Regions from separate parts of the Homo sapiens genome. Here all the other regions are linked to region 5. Evidence: chromatin contacts called from ENCODE Hi-C or POLR2A ChIA-PET data. All regions are on one chromosome and are shown on one strand. The core of a region is the stretch at or near the end of the contact, and the rest is flanking DNA. Distances in the headings are between cores, read along the strand shown.

What was found. Hi-C counts contacts between places; a loop is a spot of excess contacts on that map. ChIA-PET counts read pairs that join two places held with the same protein, here RNA polymerase II (POLR2A). Pooled maps may share reads with other maps.
Region 1: a map of B cell shows a loop between it and region 5 (20-fold over the local background). The contact joins the promoter of PPP1R11 here to the promoter of WHR1 in region 5. A Hi-C loop is called at or near these places in 3 of 168 maps with a recorded cell type or tissue (B cell, CD8-positive, alpha-beta T cell and gastrocnemius medialis) and 6 of 50 pooled maps. POLR2A ChIA-PET finds 5 or more read pairs at or near these places in 1 of 52 experiments (OCI-LY7).
Region 2: a pooled map shows a loop between it and region 5 (9-fold over the local background). The contact joins the promoter of HCG25 here to the promoter of WHR1 in region 5. A Hi-C loop is called at or near these places in 2 of 50 pooled maps. POLR2A ChIA-PET finds 5 or more read pairs at or near these places in 3 of 52 experiments (B cell, CD8-positive, alpha-beta memory T cell and GM10248).
Region 3: a loop to region 5 is called in a pooled map, with 6 times the contacts of the local background. The contact joins the promoter of RGL2 here to the promoter of WHR1 in region 5. A Hi-C loop is called at or near these places in 1 of 168 maps with a recorded cell type or tissue (dorsolateral prefrontal cortex) and 6 of 50 pooled maps. POLR2A ChIA-PET finds 5 or more read pairs at or near these places in 2 of 52 experiments (MCF 10A and Panc1).
Region 4: a map of B cell shows a loop between it and region 5 (6-fold over the local background). The contact joins the promoter of RXRB here to the promoter of WHR1 in region 5. A Hi-C loop is called at or near these places in 2 of 168 maps with a recorded cell type or tissue (B cell and dorsolateral prefrontal cortex) and 12 of 50 pooled maps.
Region 6: a loop to region 5 is called in a map of CD4-positive, alpha-beta memory T cell, with 7 times the contacts of the local background. The contact joins the promoter of VPS52 here to the promoter of WHR1 in region 5. A Hi-C loop is called at or near these places in 2 of 168 maps with a recorded cell type or tissue (CD4-positive, alpha-beta memory T cell and dorsolateral prefrontal cortex) and 7 of 50 pooled maps.

The regions. Positions count from the first base shown.
Region 1 is chr6:30,065,486-30,068,758 of GRCh38, reverse strand. It overlaps PPP1R11 (protein phosphatase 1 regulatory inhibitor subunit 11), which reads right to left and starts at 1,561. Exons shown (of 3, transcript NM_021959.3): 1 at 1,280-1,561; 2 at 61-169. The coding sequence starts at 1,348.
Region 2 is chr6:33,247,823-33,250,814 of GRCh38, reverse strand. HCG25 (HLA complex group 25) reads right to left here and starts at 1,279. Exons shown (of 5, transcript NR_044997.1): 1 at 1,160-1,279; 2 at 926-1,025; 3 at 104-199. It overlaps VPS52 (VPS52 subunit of GARP complex), which reads left to right. Exons shown (of 20, transcript NM_022553.6): 20 at 1-537.
Region 3 is chr6:33,297,309-33,300,344 of GRCh38, reverse strand. RGL2 (ral guanine nucleotide dissociation stimulator like 2) reads left to right here and starts at 1,403. Exons shown (of 18, transcript NM_004761.5): 1 at 1,403-1,475; 2 at 1,694-1,890. The coding sequence starts at 1,735. TAPBP (TAP binding protein) reads left to right here. Exons shown (of 8, transcript NM_003190.5): 8 at 1-651. RefSeq lists enhancers at 1-235, 1,938-2,438, 2,525-3,036 and a silencer at 992-1,170.
Region 4 is chr6:33,199,159-33,202,339 of GRCh38, reverse strand. RXRB (retinoid X receptor beta) reads left to right here and starts at 1,675. Exons shown (of 10, transcript NM_021976.5): 1 at 1,675-2,098; 2 at 2,924-3,171. The coding sequence starts at 1,864. SLC39A7 (solute carrier family 39 member 7) reads right to left here and starts at 1,473. Exons shown (of 7, transcript NM_006979.3): 1 at 684-1,473; 2 at 427-595; 3 at 215-268; 4 at 1-77. The coding sequence starts at 1,094. It also overlaps the pseudogene RNY4P10. RefSeq lists enhancers at 441-942, 943-1,444, 1,445-1,946.
Region 5 is chr6:31,971,076-31,974,019 of GRCh38, reverse strand. WHR1 (winged helix repair factor 1) reads right to left here and starts at 1,657. Exons shown (of 7, transcript NM_004197.2): 1 at 1,509-1,657; 2 at 1,263-1,399. The coding sequence starts at 1,608. DXO (decapping exoribonuclease) reads left to right here and starts at 1,882. Exons shown (of 7, transcript NM_005510.4): 1 at 1,882-2,091; 2 at 2,339-2,700; 3 at 2,873-2,944. The coding sequence starts at 2,345. RefSeq lists an enhancer at 1,385-2,095.
Region 6 is chr6:33,270,521-33,273,799 of GRCh38, reverse strand. It overlaps VPS52 (VPS52 subunit of GARP complex), which reads left to right and starts at 1,924. Exons shown (of 20, transcript NM_022553.6): 1 at 1,924-2,214. The coding sequence starts at 2,125. RPS18 (ribosomal protein S18) reads right to left here and starts at 1,725. Exons shown (of 6, transcript NM_022551.3): 1 at 1,678-1,725; 2 at 1,074-1,172. The coding sequence starts at 1,680.

The DNA.
Region 1 (3,273 bases), core at 312-2,811, 1.9 Mb after region 5:
TACAAGATATGCTGAAGGGAGCCAGAACTCCAGGGCTACTGCGGGCCAACAATTACTCACATTTGGATGAGCGGCGGCCCATGTGTTCATTGTCCACAGTGTCACTTGTCCATTCTACCTTTTTCTCTGGCTTCCGTTTCCGAAGTTTGATGGTAAGGCTCCGGTTCTCCTAGAAGGTTAAGGATGAGCATACCTATCTAGTCCCCTCTTACTAACCTTTCCCACTCCCTCCCAGGGAACCTCCTCTCTTTTCTTCTTTAGCTCAATCAGTACCATAGGCATAGCACCAGAGGAGCTGACAGAAGATAAAACAGAACAGGTCTTTTACCTCAGATAGTCCCTTGAGGAATAAGTATTATTTCCTGTTCTTATACCACCAGTATAAGAGAAGACACAATTCCTAACCTAGGAAAGGTCCCAGCAACTCTTCAAAGGAAAATATAATCCTTGCTGTTTCTCCGTCTTCCTCCCCAAATCATCCTTGGTAGTATTAATACATGAAAATTATTTTTCAGTCCCCAGCACCTAATCTTTGATCTCCCTTCCTTTTTCCAGATCCCCTATTCTTTTTCTCTTAAAAAAACAAACAAAACCTCTCTCATTCTCAAGCTCCAGCCCTCCCTACCTCTTATCCACCTATTCTCTGGCATCCTGGCATCTCTAGTAGCAAGTATTACTAATCTATTAATTACTAAACTTCCTTTAATCCAAGAGTATTAAGCCCAATGCAACCTTCTCCCTTTGAAGGCAACTTAACATGTTTTTGGATAAATACTTCTTGTTTCTCCATTTACATCTTTGCTCTCTGATTTCTCAAAATACCTCTTTTCATCTCCTTTTCTTGTTTCCTCATTCCTGCCACTTCCTTTTACATTCATCCATTCAATAAATATTTATTCGAATATCAATATTGATAATATTGATAAGTTGGCCTCCAACCATGCTTTCTTACACTACCTTTGATTTCCTCCCAACATCTTCCTGGCTCCTTAATCCTCAATTTCCCTTTCGTTTATTACTTACACACATAACCACCCCAAGCAGCAACACCTATATCCTAACTGTACCTCCCTATTACAAGTTCCTTGACCTGCCTCCTGCACCATCTCTGCCACTCCAAATAGCTCCAATACCTTCCGATTCTCCCAGCCCTAGATATTCAACCCCACACCTCCCATATCCCTAGGCCTAGCTCCTCCAACAACTCTTCTAATCCCTGTCCCCTCCCTCCCAGTATCTCCCAGACCCCTAAACAGCACCGCCCCCCCGCCTTTCTCACGGGCTCGGTTGTCACGGTAACCGTTGTCTCAGTGACGGTCTCGCTCAGCCCAGCCCCTGCCTCGGCCATGGCTAAGGCTCAGGACAGGGAGGAGAGGAGGAAGGGGGATGAGACACCCTTCCCTTTTTCTGTCGCTGAGGTCTAAGAGAAGCGGTATCGGATTCAGAGTGGTAGCCAGGATCCTCCACCTTCTTTATTCCCCCTCCTCCTGGGCCTCCGCTTCTCCACCCCTGGGGATAACCTGGCTAACCCCACTTCCGGCTCGCCGCTTCCGGGTGTGACGCATACTGCAGTCCCCCTTTTTCCCTTCCACGGCACCAAATGCGTCAAAGCGCAGGCGTCGCTGGATTAGTTCCGCCGTAACGTGACAGCGCGCAGGCGCTGAAAGAAAGAGAAACAAATTTGGCGGAAGGGGTGTCACTGCGGGTGTGGGTGGAGGAGGGAGAGTCTGGGGCAGCACGCGTACTCACAGCCTAGAGGAAGCAGGAGGGGCGCCCAGATGGGTATTGCCGGGCCAGACGCTGCAGAGTGGGTGTGGCGAGGGCGGAGTTGTGTGCACCAAGCTGAGTCCTGCTGCAGATTTCCGTTTGCCTTGTCTGGGTAGGTGGACCGGCGAGGAAGCTTAAGGAGCAATAGTAATGACCCTACCGTGGCCTATTTCCCTTTCCTTGTTTGGTCTGGGTTTCTCTAAAGAAAACGGGAAGTGGGAGCAGTTGGAAACACACTTAAGAGTCAAGCGATGTGGTTCTACCCCTCGCCCTGTGCCTGTAGGTGTTTGAGCAGTTCAGTTTAGTGCACGTTCAACGTCAGTTTTTTTCAGTCACTGTGCTACGCCTTGAAGATGGAGGCGCGTAAGACGCTCAGACCCTGCCTTTTAGCTCTAGTAGGAAAGACAGGCATGCTGAAAACTAACAAAAATATGAAACACTGGGGCATTAACAAATGCCATGTCTGATTTGTAAATCTGAATGTAGTTACATACTGCCAACATATTCGTTCTCTCTGGGGTGATGAGTAGGATGAAGCAGAGAAATGGTCGTAAATTACAGTATAGGCTATTTTATAAAAATATATGCACGTTTCTTAGAGAGCAAAAGAAAGTGGTAAAACAAGAACCAGGAAGGCCGACAAGTAGGTTTTTTTAGAAGAGCAGCTTAAAAAGTTGTAGATGTGTGCACTACAGGAAATGGAGTTTTGTACCGCTTGGATCTGAGGGAGTGCCAGATGAAGCTTGACAGGTAGGCAGTGGTTATATGGAAGAACCTGTATGCTTTGCTAAGAAATTAAGCTTAATCCAATCACTGTTATGGGCCAGAGAAAGGCTTAAAGTAGGGTAGAAACATGAACAGGTTTGTTTCAGATTTCAGGAGTGGGTCAGGAAAGTCAACTGCCAGAACAGTTCAAACGTACAGTGGGGAAGACTGCCCTGCCCATTCTCCAGGTTGCTGTGGGGGTCAAACAAGATAGCTATGTTTGAGAGCTCTGAATATATATAAAGGGCCACACAATTATATGATAATTATTACAGTAACCCCTTGATCACTATTTGAGCCAAGGAATGCGGGACCTGAGTATGCATTTGTTCCCCTTGAAAGTTTTTAGTTCAAACAGAAAAAAGCAAGATATAGTTCAGCATGTCTAGTCCATTAAAAAAACCAAACACATATATAGCAACACACATATACAGAGCCACATACATATACACAAGCACAGATATACAGTATAATTTGGTTATCTCTGTGGAGTAGGATTCCTTGTGACTTTACTTTTTTCTTTCTTTCTATGTAAGAATCTATTATAATAGATATACAATTCATCCTTGAACAACATGGGGGTAAGGGGTGCTGACCCTCTGAACAGCCAAAAATCCATATATAACTTTTGACTCCCCCAAAACTTTACTGTTGACCAGATGCCTTACCAATAACATAAACCGTTGATTAACACATATTTTGTATATGTATTATATACTTATAATACATATAATCTTACAA
Region 2 (2,992 bases), core at 30-2,529, 1.3 Mb before region 5:
CCGGTCATCTCCATGGACTTCTGCACCCCATTCCATACCCTTCTTCACCTGGGGTACCCCTTCCAGTTTTCCCCTTGCTTCCCAGGCCCTTGACATGGCTTACCTGCCTTCACTCCCAGCACCTTGCCCAACAGGATAAGCTGGATCCCCTTGGCCTTCTGAATATCCCAGTGTCTTCAGGTTTCCCAAGACCACTTCCCTGTGGGCTTCCAAAATGGCCTTTATCATTTCTCCAGTCTGTCACCCTCCTTTCCTGCTCCCATACACCCAAGGCTTGTTTCTTCCCCTGTAAAAACCACTGCCTCAATCTCTGGTTCACTCAACTAGTCACCATGTCCTGAGGCATGAAGCCTCCTCAGCTCTTGGAATTGCTGGCAAGGGGTGACTGCCTCTGAGTCATTGTGTTTTTCAAAGTGATTTCTTTTCTGTAGCTTTTTGACCTAAGATCTCAGCAATTTGAACACTAACCTCTCCCCTCCTGGCTCAAGAATTACTCCGAAGTCAGTCTGCAGAAAATAAATATTTAGTATGACATGACACTTATCCCATTTCCTTTCTCCTTCCTCCTGAAGGTTTTTCAGGTGGCCCCATCTCTAGAATGACCTTTCCTTTCTGACTACTTCCTGGGCTTACATCCCTTCTGGTGGGTGTAACCTCTAACCTCTAGCTACTCCCAGGCCATTGGAGGAAGGTGGCCCCTGGCTAAAATAGCAGATGCTGCAAGGGATGAGAACCAGGCCGCGCAGCCCCAGACACTGTCCCAAGGGCTCCCTTGGGACAAGCCCAAGCTGACTCTGGAATCCCTCCTCCGTAGCAGCTCCATAGCTCCTCTGGTTGTGGCTGTGACAGCCCCTTGCTCGGGGGCTGCAGCACCCAACCCACACCCACACCGTTGGGGCAGGGCTAGACCAGGCGAAATTCGTACCATCCGTTTGTTTGACTTGGAGCCTTCCTGCTGTCCTCGCCTATACGCCTCGTTTGAACTTAGGCTCTAGACTGGAGAGACACGGGGACCCCTTTAAGGCCTAAGAAGAGAGGCGCAGTTAAGGAAAAATGTTACGTTTCCTGTGTCCTCCACCCCTACGGCCTAAACATTCCCTCCCCAGGTCCCTGGAGAGTGGTGGAAAGCGGTTCCTCCCCGCTTAGGCCCTTCGGATGCAGGTCTAGCCCGTCGGCAACGGGAGGTGTCCTGAGTGGGTCTGTGACTGCCGAGCACACCCGCCGCGGAGCGGAGGCTGCTGCTTCCTGAGGCTGAGAGTGGATCCGGCTCCGGGCTCTCCTAATTGGCGGACGCTGGGGGGCGGCGTGGTAAGGCAGAACGGAGCGGCATCTCAGCTCTCGCCTTTTCAGGGTTCCGCCCCATATCCGAGAGCCGCTCTCTAATTGGCTTGGGAAACCGTATCTCAGCGCTTTGGCCTAGCGACTTTGAACGTGTTTGCGCCTGAGACCGAAGTGCAGAAGAGGGCGAGCGCAGGAGGAGAGGCTTGGTGAATCAGCGATTCCTGATTGGCCAGGCGTGCCTTGAGGGCGGGGCCAGAACTGCGTCCTTAACTGACCTCGCCCTTGCCCAGATCACCGCCTCCGCGTTGCTCCGGGTTTACCCCGCCTGACTCGCTGCGCTATGCGTTCCCTCACGCCTGCCGGATGCCAGGCGGCGATGTGCCAGGCTCTGAGGGGCCGCGAGCTCACCCCAGACGCCGGCCCCGGGAATCCTCTGCTCCTCCACTTTCCCTTCCCGCTACTGGTTTCTTGCCCACCCACTCCCAGGTGTCACTCTTGGGACATCCAGATGTTCTGACATTTGACCTGACTCCAGCCTCAGCGCGAGGACGGGAGAAGGGCCAAGGGTATGAGATTTTGGACAGGAGAGGCATTGGCTACTCTGACAAAGAGCGTGGATTCCCAAAGAAAGGGTCCCCAGATACCCCGCAGGGGAGACTGTCGAGACAGGCGACTTTAGCCAACTAATGCTCGCACGCGAGGAGGGCTGTGCAGGCAGGCACCACGGTTCTTCACAGCCTTCCTTCTTTCCTTCCCCTGTCCGTCGCAGAACCCAAATCCTCAGAGCTGATCGAGAAGCGCGTGTTGTTGCAGAAGTCACTGAGGGGCAGACCTGGAATGTGAGCCGTGGGGCGAAGGGACAGCTCTGGAGACTCGTGATTCCGGAACCCGGTGGGCATTCAAGTGATACTGGAGCACGCAGTTTTCGGGGACATTAAGCTCGCCCCAGGGGTCCACAGGAACCCTCTGACCCAACGGTCTCTCTGGACAGGATGATCCAGAACAGACGGTGAAGAGACAAAACAGCGTGAAAGGGAGCGGCGATACCTAAACTGACCTCCGGAGGGCAGCATGATCAAGGGAAGGAGCTGTTCTCGCTCCGCTCAAACCCCCGCGCAGCCTCTGCAGCTTACTCCTGCTTCGGAAGGCGGCGAGGTTCCACCCCCACCACCCCGGTCCCCGCCGCCCTCTTCGCGCTGAAGCTGCGGAGGGTCTTTTTCTTCAGCCCCCAAATCCTCTGCTCTGTGGCTTAAGATTCCCAGGCTTAAACCCATAACTGCTAGGGTCATCACTCCTCAAACTTCTCCCTCACTTGTTTTGCTGATGACGGACACAGGGGCCTCACAGACTCAGAAGCATCTGGAGTCATTTCGAAGGACAGAACTGTGGCAATATCCTCTTTCCCCCTCCTAATCTCTGAGAACAGTGTCTGTATATGGCACGGGGGTCCCTAGTGTCATATAGAAGGACTCGGAGATGTCCTCATGGGCTGTAACGGCCCCCGGTGCTATTCAGGGATCTCTGTTCTTTAAAGAAATATCATTTCCCCTTATTTCTCTACCTTTGTGCCCTCACCTCGCCCTGAATTGTTTCTTAAACTGGGCTTTCTGGGAAACGTTTACTTCGTGTTCAACAGCAAAGTCTCGGCATAAGGCGAGGGCGGCAGGGGGTGGGGGGCGGGCGTTTGCTCGCCTTGGCATTAATTTCAGAG
Region 3 (3,036 bases), core at 154-2,653, 1.3 Mb before region 5:
TTATAAAATCTCACAAACCCCCTGACATAGTCTCAGAGATCTGTAGGGCCGAGGTTACATTTGGAGAACCCGTACTCTAGGGCCAAATCCATTCTTCTTGCCCTGGCTCACTTGTCCCCCCCACCGCCCCGCGCTGGAGCCACTGCCTAGTTCTTCAGCCCTAGATGGTGCTCGCCAGACCTCCTCTCAATGCTCATCACACACAGGGCTATTCCTTTCCTCCAATGAACCAAACGCCTCCCGCCCACCTCCAGGTCCCAGTCCTCTGTTCCCTTTGCCTGGTCCACCCTTGCCCTCCCTGGGTCGCAGACGAGGTCGGCCTCGTCATTCCCCGCAGACCGCCGCGCGTCCCTCTTGTGCGGTTCACCACAGTTGTATTTAAGTGATCGTGTGAGTCGTCGTTAAATGCCTGTCTCCCCGCGGATCATGGGCTCCTCGAGGACAGGGACTGGCCTGTCTGTCCACTGCTGTAACCCCGCGCCGGCATAGGGACCTAAGGCCCACTGGAGGGCGCTCATCAAGTAGCTGCTGGATGTTGACGAAGGAAGCGGCGGCGCAGCTCAGGGATCTCCGAGTCAGGACGGTCGGCCAGACCCACGGGGTAACGGGTCTAATCGTGTAGGAATAAAGCTGTATTCCAGTGCTTCCAAACGGTTCTCTCATTCCAACCCCTTTCCAAGCTCAATGAATATTCCAATCACCTCTGGTCCCTTCCAGTGACCCTGAACCGCTCAGAGAACGCCCCGTCGACACCGTTCGGGGCGGGCGCCACTACTGGCGCATGAGATGCGCTCAAGCAGAGGGTACTCCACCAGCGAGGATACACCGAGCCGACGGGGATCTCGGTCTCGGCGCCGGAAGCCTCTGAGAGCCGAATCTGGAACCGGATGTGGCTGCTTCCTGCCCCGCCCCCTGCCGAGGGGGCGGGAATCGAGGGCCCTTCGGAAAACCCGGCCGGGATTTCGGTCAGCTACATTCGTGGGTTGTGGTAGGGAGGGTAATCCCGTGGGGATGGAGTGACCGGCTCTCTCTCCGCCTGAAACGCTTCCCGCGGGAGTTTTAGCCGTGTTATTGTTGGGGAAGGGAATGTCAAATTCTGCTCCTGCCTTCCCCCAGGGGCTGGAGACTGGAATCTTTATTCCAGTTCATTGCGGGTCGACGTGGTCTCCAGAATCCCCGAGTGTAGAGGCGGAGGACAGTGGAGCTGGGGACTCGGGCGCCTGGGTCCTGGTCCCTGAGCGTCCAGCGCTCCCCTAGTCCGCGGCCCTGGCTCCTGTCCTCACTTCCTTCCCCTTTTGGCTCCTGCTCTCGGAGCGGGCGGACGCGGGGGGGAGCGGAAAGGGCGGGAGGGCCCAGGAGCCCGGCGGGGGGGTTCAAGGGGGTACGGAAAAGCCGGGGAGGGGACTCGGTCCGGGGCCGGAGACCGACGGCAACAGCGGCTCAGGACCCACGCTGCCCCCACCCCTCCCGAGCAGGTCAGAGCCTGAGCACCCTGCGCGTCCCCGTACTCGTGACCTCCTCCTTCCCCAACAGCACCAAGGGCCCCCCTATTCCACCCTTCTGTTGCCCCCTCCCCCAACCTTCCTGCAGAACTCCCTTCCGGTCTTCTTGACACCCACCCACGTCCCTTCCCTGCCCGGTTCCCCCGCGCCTGCCTGACTCTCCACCCCCACCCCACCCCGTCTCTCCCCAGGCGCCCCCATGGCCCGACCCCGCTGATTCCTTCACTCGGCCATGCTCCCGCGGCCCCTGCGGCTGCTTTTGGACACGAGCCCCCCCGGGGGAGTCGTACTGAGCAGCTTCCGAAGCCGGGACCCCGAAGAGGGTGGGGGCCCAGGTGGCCTGGTCGTGGGCGGGGGGCAGGAGGAAGAGGAGGAGGAAGAAGAAGAGGTGAGACGCGGGTGGTGGGAGGTAGGGGGCGTATGTATTTCTGAAGTCTCCACTTTTCTCTTGTCTCTGGGTCCCTACATCTCCTCCTCCTTGCCTCAGTTATTCTCGCGCCTCCCTGGGTGTCGGCCCGTTTCTCTGCTGCGGGGAGTCCTGGCGTCTCCGTGGTTCTCTGTCAGTGTGACTCAGGACCTGCCCGCAGGAACCTGCCCTGTTCCTGCCTGGAACTTCTGGCTGGCTGTCCTGTCCCTGCGGGTCTTTGGCCCTCCACCTCTGCCTGCCTGAGTGTGCCTACCTCTCTGAGCAGTCGTGTCTTGGTCCCTGTCTCCCTCCTTGTTTTTGTTTGGCGGGGAGGGGTTTGTTTCCACAGTAACCAGCTCCTCTGACTCTGGGATTGGGGAGGGAACCCTCAGATTTCGTGACCCCTCCTTCCCTCTCTCCCCCTTCCCCCCGCCCCCCCGCCCCGCCCCGGTCCTGGGTAGAGGCCGGGAAGCCACGGTTCTGGGACCTGGAGGAAAGATCCTAGGGTGGGTAGAGAGTGGTCATCTGTTTTCATTAGGGATTAATGGTGGTGGCCAGGAGCAGGATTTCGGGCCTCAGGAGGGGCCAGAATTTGGATTTGGGGCCCCGAGGCCCTAAACTCCTAGGTCCAGATCCTAGGTGAGGGCAGGTTGACTGGCAGGGCTGGTTTTTCGGGATCGGTCGGGGGAGGGGCTGGGGCCACGTGACTCTCTGAGTCTACCGCCCCCAACCCCCTATCATCCCACTTCCCCTTTTCCTTCCTGTACTGGGATTGGAGCTGCTACCTTCGGGGGTCCCTTAGGGCTGAGATAGTGGAGGCGCTACCCGAGGGACCAGGGTGAAAGGGGTCCTGAAAAAGACTAATTCTCTGGGCTGGTATAGTCCTTGGCCGGGAGGGGCGGGGCATGCGGCAGTGCCTGGACTGAGGTTTCAGCTACCCCTAGTCGCTGCCTCTGGCTTGCTGCCTCTCGCTTCCCTCTCCTGCCCTTTGTACCCTGCTTCTCTGTCGTGTGTGGGTTCAGCTCTGGGGAGAAGGGGCTTTGGGGGTCTCCAGGATCAGAATTCCTGTACTCCATCCACGCCTCCACTGCAGCCCCTTCGACTCCACCGGGGCCCTGAGGCGGCTGG
Region 4 (3,181 bases), core at 426-2,925, 1.2 Mb before region 5:
CACAAATTTCTCCACGACAAGAAAGGCAACAATTCCACTGAGAACCCACAGTCCCACAGACAGAATGGGGCCCTGGCCTGGGAATGGAGGCATTGAGACATTAAGGGAGATGTGCATTCCAGACTCCTCCTCCTCAAGTGCGGGAGGTGAGGAATAGGGAGAGACGGACCTTCCCCAGCACCCCAACTCCCATCCCCATCTGTCTCTTCCTCACCACTGTGGGAGTGTCCATGTCCGGGTTGCTCCAGAGTGTGGTGAGAATGAGGTTCTGGAAGAAGGGGGGAAAACCAGATGAGGGAATATCTGACACAATGAGTGTGTATTTGGGGGAATATCGAAAGGTCAGGGATCATAAAGGAGAAAGAACCCTTTTCCTCCAAAGAACGAAATAGGTTAGATTTGAGGTAGAAGTCAGAGGTTACTTACCAAGAGCATGAGGAATGAGGTGCAGGAAAGCATCTCCCAGGAGCCCACCGGAAGCAAAACTGAGCAAGATCTGAAGTAGAGAGCGATGCCGGGGAGAGTTCGACTCCACGGGGATAAGGAAGAGGACAAAAAATGGAGCTGCTGAGATCAGCACTGTGGCCCCCAGTGCCTGGTGAGGGAGAGTCAAGGTCAAGTACTGTGGAGTTTCCCAACAATCCAGAACCAGCCCTTCTCTCTCCCATCCCCTGGAGACTCACATAAGCCCAGAGAGTGACAGCATCCAGGTCCTGCTTGATGCCTGGAGCCCCAGACTCCCCATAGCCTCCATGGCTATGCTCATGGTCATGTCCATGTCCTCTGTGGTAGAGGCTCTCATGGGAGTAGCCATGGCTATGGCCATGGTGTAAATCCTCATGTGAATGTCCATGGTCGTGATCGTGGGTATGTCCATGCCAGATGCTCTCGTGAGTGTGGCCATGGCCATGGGCATGGCTGTGGCCATGGTGGAAATCTTCATGTGAGTGCCTGTGGCTGTGGCCATGGAAGTCCTCTTGCAGATCGTCGTGCAGGTCGTCATGACCCCCGAGTCCAGCCACCAGAAGCCCCAAGGTCGCCCAGGTCAGCAGTCCCACGGCCACCCAGTGGGGGGCCCCCAGGCCTCTGGCCATCACGCTGACCAGAGGGACAGAGGCAGTGACTCCACTTGACTCAACTCTATACCTACACAGGGTCCGCTTTACTCCAATCGCGCCCTCCGTCCACCTCTATGGGCCGCTCTCCCATTCCCTTAAGTTCCCACCTACATTGTTCCCAAGACTAGTTCTCTTTATCCCGAACCACCTCCCGGATGTAGGGCCCTGGGACACTAATCTTTCACCAGCCACTTTACAGACTCTCTGGGCCCTCGTCTCTACGACTCATTAGGTGAGGAAAAGGCCTGGAAAGGATGGTAGAGAAAAAACAGAGAATTCTCACCGGCTCCGGGATCCTCTCCTTTCCCGGTTTGCTTGGACGTGGCAGTCCCGCCTTTAGATCCCGCGAGAACAGGAAGTTCCGTTCCACCTTCGCCCTAATGCCTTTACCAATATGGCGGCACTCCGGTAGCGACGAATCCATCCTGCACTGACACGCATGCGCGAGTGTGGAGGTGATTTGAGGGGAGGGTGGGCGAGGCGGGCTAACAGGCCGGAGGAGACCGCCTCCTCGGTTTCCAACTAGACGAGGGGGCGGGAACTCGCGCCGAGACTTCCCGTCTGTACAAAGATGGCTGCCACATTGGCGCTGTCATTTTGGTACTGAGCAGAGCGACGGGCTTAATTCGACCCAATCCAGGCCAGAGTCTTTCTCTCAGGGGCTTCCTCGTGCTCAGCTAATCCTCCGATCAATCCTTGGGAATCCCTGGGACCTCTTCGGTATCCCTACTCTCAGCCAGGGATCATGTCTTGGGCCGCTCGCCCGCCCTTCCTCCCTCAGCGGCATGCCGCAGGGCAGTGTGGGCCGGTGGGGGTGCGAAAAGAAATGCATTGTGGGGTCGCGTCCCGGTGGCGGCGGCGACGGCCCTGGCTGGATCCCGCAGCGGCGGCGGCGGCGGCGGTGGCAGGCGGAGAACAACAAACCCCGGAGCCGGAGCCAGGGGAGGCTGGACGGGACGGGATGGGCGACAGCGGGCGGGGTGAGTGCCCCAGCAGAAGGGCAGGCGAGCCAGTGACCGCTTTATCTGCGACCCCTCCCCCACACCCTCCCCCGGTGCTCTTTTCCTTGCGCTCCCGCCCCCTTGTTTGTAAACACGCGTCCCCTCCCTCCCGAGGGCCTTAGCACCCTCCCCCCCGGGGCGGGGCGGGGAAGGGGAGCTTCCGCCCTCCTAGCTGTGACCGCTTGAGGCCTTGGGCACCGGAGGTCGCGGGCCTGGGAAGGGCACGATTCCTCTTAAACCTCAGGACTTTGGGCGTTTACAGGCAGATCCTGCGTCTTAGGAGGGGTCTCTCCTGCCTGTCTCTTTCCCTTGCACGCTCTGGCTACCTGGCTTTACGCTGGGAATAGAGGGGCTCGATGGTCTACCCCACGTGCTGCCCCACCCACGAGACAGGTGTGGCTTTGGGATGACCTGGTATTCATTCAAATGGATTGGTTGGAAAATTTTCCTCACCTGAACTATCCTCCTCTCCTTGTCAACTCCCTCCTCTCACCACAATGAGGAGTTACGCTGTTTTTGGGTTTTTTTAGCCAGTCAAATATAGCAGTGGGAGGTTGTATACCAATTTTAGTGACACAAATGTTAATAAGTTCTGATAACCCACTACCATCGGACCAGCCGGAGTTACACTGTTGTTTGACAGCAGGGTGTCTCTGAACTTGGGGATGGGTGGAGTGGGCTGGGTCCGGCACGGTGGGGTATTAGAGAATTAAAGTCTCTAGTTGGATGTTTGAAGACTCATTTTCTTTTTTTGTCTCTTCTGTCTCTTGTGTGTCTGTGTGCCTGTACATACCCCTCCCTCAGACTCCCGAAGCCCAGACAGCTCCTCCCCAAATCCCCTTCCCCAGGGAGTCCCTCCCCCTTCTCCTCCTGGGCCACCCCTACCCCCTTCAACAGCTCCATCCCTTGGAGGCTCTGGGGCCCCACCCCCACCCCCGATGCCACCACCCCCACTGGGCTCTCCCTTTCCAGTCATCAGTTCTTCCATGGGGTCCCCTGGTCTGCCCCCTCCAGCTCCCCCAGGATTCTCCGGGCCTGTCAGCAGCCCCCAGGTGAGAGGTT
Region 5 (2,944 bases), core at 408-2,907:
GAGCCACCGCGCCGGCCTCTGGGTTCCTCTTAACTCAGGCAAGTCCCTCTCTGCCTCTGTCACAGATTCCTCTTCTTCTGCTTTCCCTTTATGTCAGTGGATCTCAAATTTTAAGGCACACTTAAAAAGCACTTGAGGCAGTTCAAAAATGTAGAGTCCCAAATCCCGCCCCAAGAGAGCGTAATTCATTAACCTTGGATGAGTCCCAGGAACCTGTATTTTTTTTAACAAGCAGCCCACGTAATTTTGACACAGGCATAATAACTCAGCTCATATATTCAGTAACACTGCCTTAAATGATGGTGTTTCCCAGCATTGTGGATTTGACCCTATTAACTTCCACTCTAAACCTGGAGTCCTTAACCACGGACCTCGCAGGATTAGTAAAATATTTCCCCCCTAACTATACATACACCCTATGTATATGTGGCAAACGTGCATTTTTCTGGAGAGAGATAGCCATAGCTTTTATCACCTTCTAAAGATTACAAAAAGGTTAGAAATCACTCCTCTACCCACTCTTCCTACTGGATCTCACCACATCACAGAATTAACCACTTGCTATTCACACCTCCATGACTTGTAATTCTATTATCACTGGCCCAGAATTCTCTCCAACTCTCATATCCAACTGTCTAATACCTTTGTCTTTGGATGCTCCACATGCACCATCAACTCAACTTGTATAAAATTAAACACATTATCTGTAGTCCAACAACTAAATGTGCTCCTAATACCACCAGCCACGCAGTCATCTGGAAAGTCTGAGTTGTCCTGGACTCCTCCCTCTTCCTCACTCTCCTCTCCCTCCCTACTGCACTGACCTAATTTAGGCCTTCACCACTTCTCAGATGCAGTATCTTCTTAGCTGACCTCCCTGCCTCATCCACTATCTCCAATACACCATTCCCTCTCTCTATGATATTCTCTACCAGCCCATCGCCTCAGTGTAAGATGGAAACAACACTGATGTACAAGGCCTGTCATGATCTGACGTCTGACTGCACTCCCAGCGCTGTATGTTCGAACCATGCCCCATGACTCGGTTTCCCCAAAAGCCTCGTTCTTCTACCTCCATGATTTGAAATGCCCTGTACTACCTGCGGGACTTTTAACAGGGTCTCTGTGGCACCCCAGTGCCTGGCACAGTGCCCTCGCCTGAAAGGCCTAATGCTTGCTGAACGGCTGGCGGAGTGACTGAGTGACAGGGAATTCCAGGAGTTAGGAAAGGGGCTTCCGGCGGTCGCACCGACGCCCCTCACCAGCTGCCGGTCGGCCACGGTCCTGTCAGGCACAAGGCTGTACACCTGGCTCCTCAGCACGATGGGCGGCAGCGCGTCCTCAAACAGGCCTCGCGGGAACAGCTGCATGAGTTCTGAGACAGCCGCGCGCGCCGACCCTGGGCAGATAAATCGGCTCACGGACAGGGAACTGGGGCGGGGACGCGGTTCTAACAAAACTCTCGGCTACCGGAAGCGAGGCCCCACCCCCGGGGTTGCCATGGTTACCTGGCTCACCCCGAAGAGGATCCGACTCCACAGGCCCTCGCTTCCGCCGCCTCTTAACTCCAAAGGTCTCCGGGATCAGGTGATGCCTCTTCCAGCTCATATCCCGGGATTTTATGGTACCGGGGAAGGGGTAGGAATGGAGGGAAGAGAACCTGAAAATAGGGTCTTCCGGCGCAGAGCAGTGACGTACGGTCTCCCCGGGCGTCCCTCCTAGACCAGGTGATGACGAAAGGAGCGTCAACTTGTCGTCCCTCAGGCCCGTCAGTGCTGGGAGGGGCGGTGGCGACGCACATACCAGCATCACCTCCGCCAGGCCGGGCCCCACGCCGGCCGCGGATTGGCTCCCTCCAAGGGCACGCACGCCCGGGGACTCGTTGGCGGCGTGGAGGGGCGCCGGTGGCCACGTTGGTGTCAACCTCCTTCGTGAAGCTCACACCTCCCCCGCCCCGGGAGGGGTTTGCCCGCCACTGTCGCTGAATGATTGCATCATCGAAAGCAGAAAACCACTTTTGCATCCTTCGGCCTCTGGCGTGCCTGCCATGACGTCATAGCTCTGCGGAGGTGGAAGTTGGGGAGCTTTGAGGTAACTGGATTCTTGATCTGAGCGCAGACGTCCTTCCTAACCTCACTGCATTTGGAGGACCTGGAGGGAGGGTGGGTGAAGGGCAAGGAAAGAGGCAGGATGAGAGCTTGGCCGCGGTGGCGTCTGAGGGGCCTGAATGTTTCAAGGCCAGAGCCTGGCGATCAGGTGGCTCGCTTAGTCCTAAACCAGTCATCCTTCTCCAGGCCTCCTCTGTAGAATGGAAACTCTGTACCCCTGCTTGTCTTAGGACCTCATGGATCCCAGGGGGACCAAGAGAGGAGCTGAGAAGACAGAGGTAGCTGAGCCTCGGAACAAACTACCTCGTCCAGCACCTTCTCTGCCCACAGACCCTGCCCTCTACTCTGGGCCCTTTCCTTTCTACCGGCGCCCTTCGGAACTGGGCTGCTTCTCCCTGGATGCTCAACGCCAGTACCATGGAGATGCCCGAGCCCTGCGCTACTATAGCCCACCCCCCACTAACGGTCCAGGCCCCAACTTTGACCTCAGAGACGGATACCCGGATCGATACCAGCCCCGGGACGAGGAGGTCCAGGAAAGGCTGGACCACCTGCTGTGCTGGCTCCTGGAACACCGAGGCCGGTTGGAGGGGTGAGCAAAGCGTGGTAGGCAGTATATCTGGAGACCCGTACCTACCCTCTAAAATTAGGAGAGCCAAAGCCGGGGTGAGAATCAGTCCTTAGAAGAAACAAGACTATTCTTCGAGGGGAGCATCTCACTAATGCTTGTGTCAGACCTTCAGCCTGTAACTCCTGCCTCTCAGGGGTCCAGGCTGGCTGGCAGAGGCCATAGTGACGTGGCGGGGGCACCTGACAAAACTGCTGACGACACCGTA
Region 6 (3,279 bases), core at 675-3,174, 1.3 Mb before region 5:
AGCCTCAAATTTAATTATATGTTTACAAGTGAAAAGATTTACTTCAAAATGGGTGTGGGAAGAGATATAGATGAAATAAGATTTCTAATTTTTAGTTAGATACATCCATGAAGGTTATTCTCTATTACACTTATGAATGCTGCACCTCTACTTAAGCCTCACAGCCGGTCTCTGAAATAAGTACAGTATTTCACACTGCCTTATTAGTTTCACAGAGCACCCAACAGAAGGAATTTCCCTCTACAAATTCCTCAACAGAGCCAACAGTATCCCTACTACTATCCATTCCCTAACGTCGCCTAAGTACCTACCATGCAACAGAAGCCAAGAAGACAGGCCTAGCCCTGCACGCATGGACACATACTGGTAGGCTATTTCCACAACTAACTACACATTCTGACTTAAGGGAAAAAAAAAGAACGTTATGTATCTAGAAAGCCAAGAATTCATTAGGTTTGTGGAGAGAAATACTCAAGTGAAATAATATTCTTGCATTCATTGATTCGATTCTTAAAAGCCAAAGAAAGATGGATGTACTCCTTCACACTTCGACAGGAAAGGAGTGTCAATTATGGCTCATCTGAGTAAATGTCCCACTCAGACTTCTTCCACCCTCCATCTACAGGCTTCTTCACACTTTTTATCTGTTGGTATTTCTACTTATCCCTCAAGATGCCCAATAATCCTCCAATTCTCAGGGAATATAAATTTCGCAGGAAGGGTTGCTGTTATGATGGTGGGATGGGTAAAGAAACCGAATCTAGAAGAAATCTCACAAGCTCGTGGTTCAGGAAAATCTTAGCGAATTCGGGTGAGCAACCATACCTCCTCCCCACTTCCCCAGGTGAAATGTTTTGGCTTGACCTTAGACCACTATCTTGGCTTTAATCACTTATTTTCTGTGGTAAATGCTAAAGGGGTCAGTCTCTCCCTAAACCACTTTCTTTTCTTAATCCAGCAGTCAAGGTGATCTGGATGAGACTCAAGTCTCCCCAGCCTTGCTTCATTTTTGCTTATGTCTTCACAACCCAATTCTCATTTACATTCCCTATTCCTTACCCTACTTCACTTACCTTAATGGCAGTGATGGCAAAGGCTATTTTCCGCCGCCCATCGATGTTGGTGTTGAGTACTCGCAAAATATGCTGGAACTTTTCAGGGATCACTAGAGACTAGTTGAAAAAGTACGGGGGAAGAAATCAGACACAGTAAACTATCAAACAGTAAGGCCGATAAGGCAAACGAACTTCATACAAAAAGGTTAAGCCTGTCACACAAGTGGCAAGACACCCGCCCCCCATTCCTTAGGTTTTCACACCACAGAGCAAACTCCTCAGTCCTGCAGAGTAGGCACATGAAGCGTTCAAGCTTGGGAAAATGCAACCTCTGGAGAGAGGAAGCAGGTCTCCTGCCCATTCCCAAAAGTGCGTGGCAAAAGCCAGAGTTCCCCATATACGCCCAAGCCTTAGACAGCTTTCGTGCGCCCGAGCAGTGACCCTTCCTCGGGCCCGCTCTCCGGAATTGGAAATCTTTGGTGTCCCTTTCCAGGGACGCGATCCAAGGCTCCATACAGAAAGTCGCAGGCCCTCAGGGCAGGACGTTTCCAGAACCCTGACAGCCGGCTTTCCTTGCCCGAGCTGCGATGCCGCTGGATCACGGCACGGATTCCAGTCTTACCATGGCTGCAGCACAAGCGGCGGCGTGTAGGCCTCCTGTGGAAGAGAGAGCGGAAGTGACGCGATATCATTATATAGCTTCCAGGAGGAAGAGGCGGTGCGATCTAGGAGAAGTGCTTCCGGAAACTGTTTCAGCGCGACCTGGCTGGATTTATGAGAGTATGGCTTGGGTACCACAACTTCCGGTGCGCCTTTCTTTACAGTTCGTAAGGTTCATAGGTAAGAGAACAGCGAAGGTTCCGGGGCTAGTTTGTGTTTCAGACTTCCATATTTCCATTTGCAGTTGGGTGAAGTGGTTAGAGCTGAAAGGGGACAGCTGGAGTCAAACAACTTAACTCAAATATCTGGGAACGATTTCGCGCTGAGGAAGACCCTTTGGGACTTGTAGCTCCACTCCGGGGAACGGACTCGCCGGGACTGACAGTTGCCGGAAGTGAGGCTGCGGGGAATGGCCGCCGCTGCGACCATGGCGGCTGCGGCCCGGGAACTGGTGTTGCGGGCTGGGACCTCAGATATGGAGGAGGAAGAGGGCCCGCTGGTGAGAGCGCGGAGCTGTTTCTCCTCCGTAGTTCCGGTGCTCCTAGCTTCAGAAAGACCTGAGCTGGGTTTAGGCACAAGGGTGGGAACTTGGCTGCTACCCGTGATATTACCTGTTTGGCTCCCCGTACCCTTCCCTGTGATCAGACCCGACCCTGAGCGGGACCCTAGTGGCTGAAACTCATGTTCTGGGGCACAAAATTTCAACTTCACTCCACATTTTGGGGTAGAGTCACGAAGTAGTATAGTGTAAAGGTTAAGAACATGGCCTCTGAAGCCAGACTGCCTGAGTTCTATCTCTGCCACTTACACGCTGTGTGCCCTTGGGCAAGTTAACCAGCTTCTCTGTGCCATCATTTCTCACACCTTTAAGGTGAGGAAGATAGAACCTATTGTATACATCGTCGTTAGGATTAGATGAATATGTGTAAGATTGCACCTGGCATGCAGGTAAACACTATGTGTTTTGACATTTCTAGAAAGCCTGGGGTTCCCCAGAGGTGTGATAGAACACCCAAGATGGCAGGAGTCTGAGGGTCTTAAATTTAAGTGCAAGTTCTGCTCTATCCTCTGCAATTCCTAGCTTTCCTCATTCGGTCATCTCCACTGCACTTTTTTTTTTTTTTTTTTTTTTTTGAGACGGAGTCTTGCTCTGTCGCCCAGGCTGGAGTGCAGTGGCGCGATCTTGGCTCACTGCAAGCTCCACCTTCCGGGTTCACGCCATTCTCCTGCCTCAACCTCCCAAGTAGCTGGGACTACAGGCGCCCGCCACCGCGCCCGGCTAATTTTTTGTATTTTTTAGTAGAGACGGGGTTTCACTGTGTTAGCCAGGATGGTCTCGATCTCCTGACCTCGTGATCTTCCCACCTCGGCCTCCCAAAGTGCTGGGATTACAGGCGTGAGCCACTGCGTCCGGCCTCCACTGCACTGTCTTGTCTTTTACCTTTTTTTGTTTTCTTTAGACGGGTTTCCCTGTGTTACCCAGGTTGACCTTGAACTCCTGATCTCCTCAAACAATCTTCCCGTCTCAGCTTCTAAGTAGTTGGGACTACAAGGAGCCCACCAC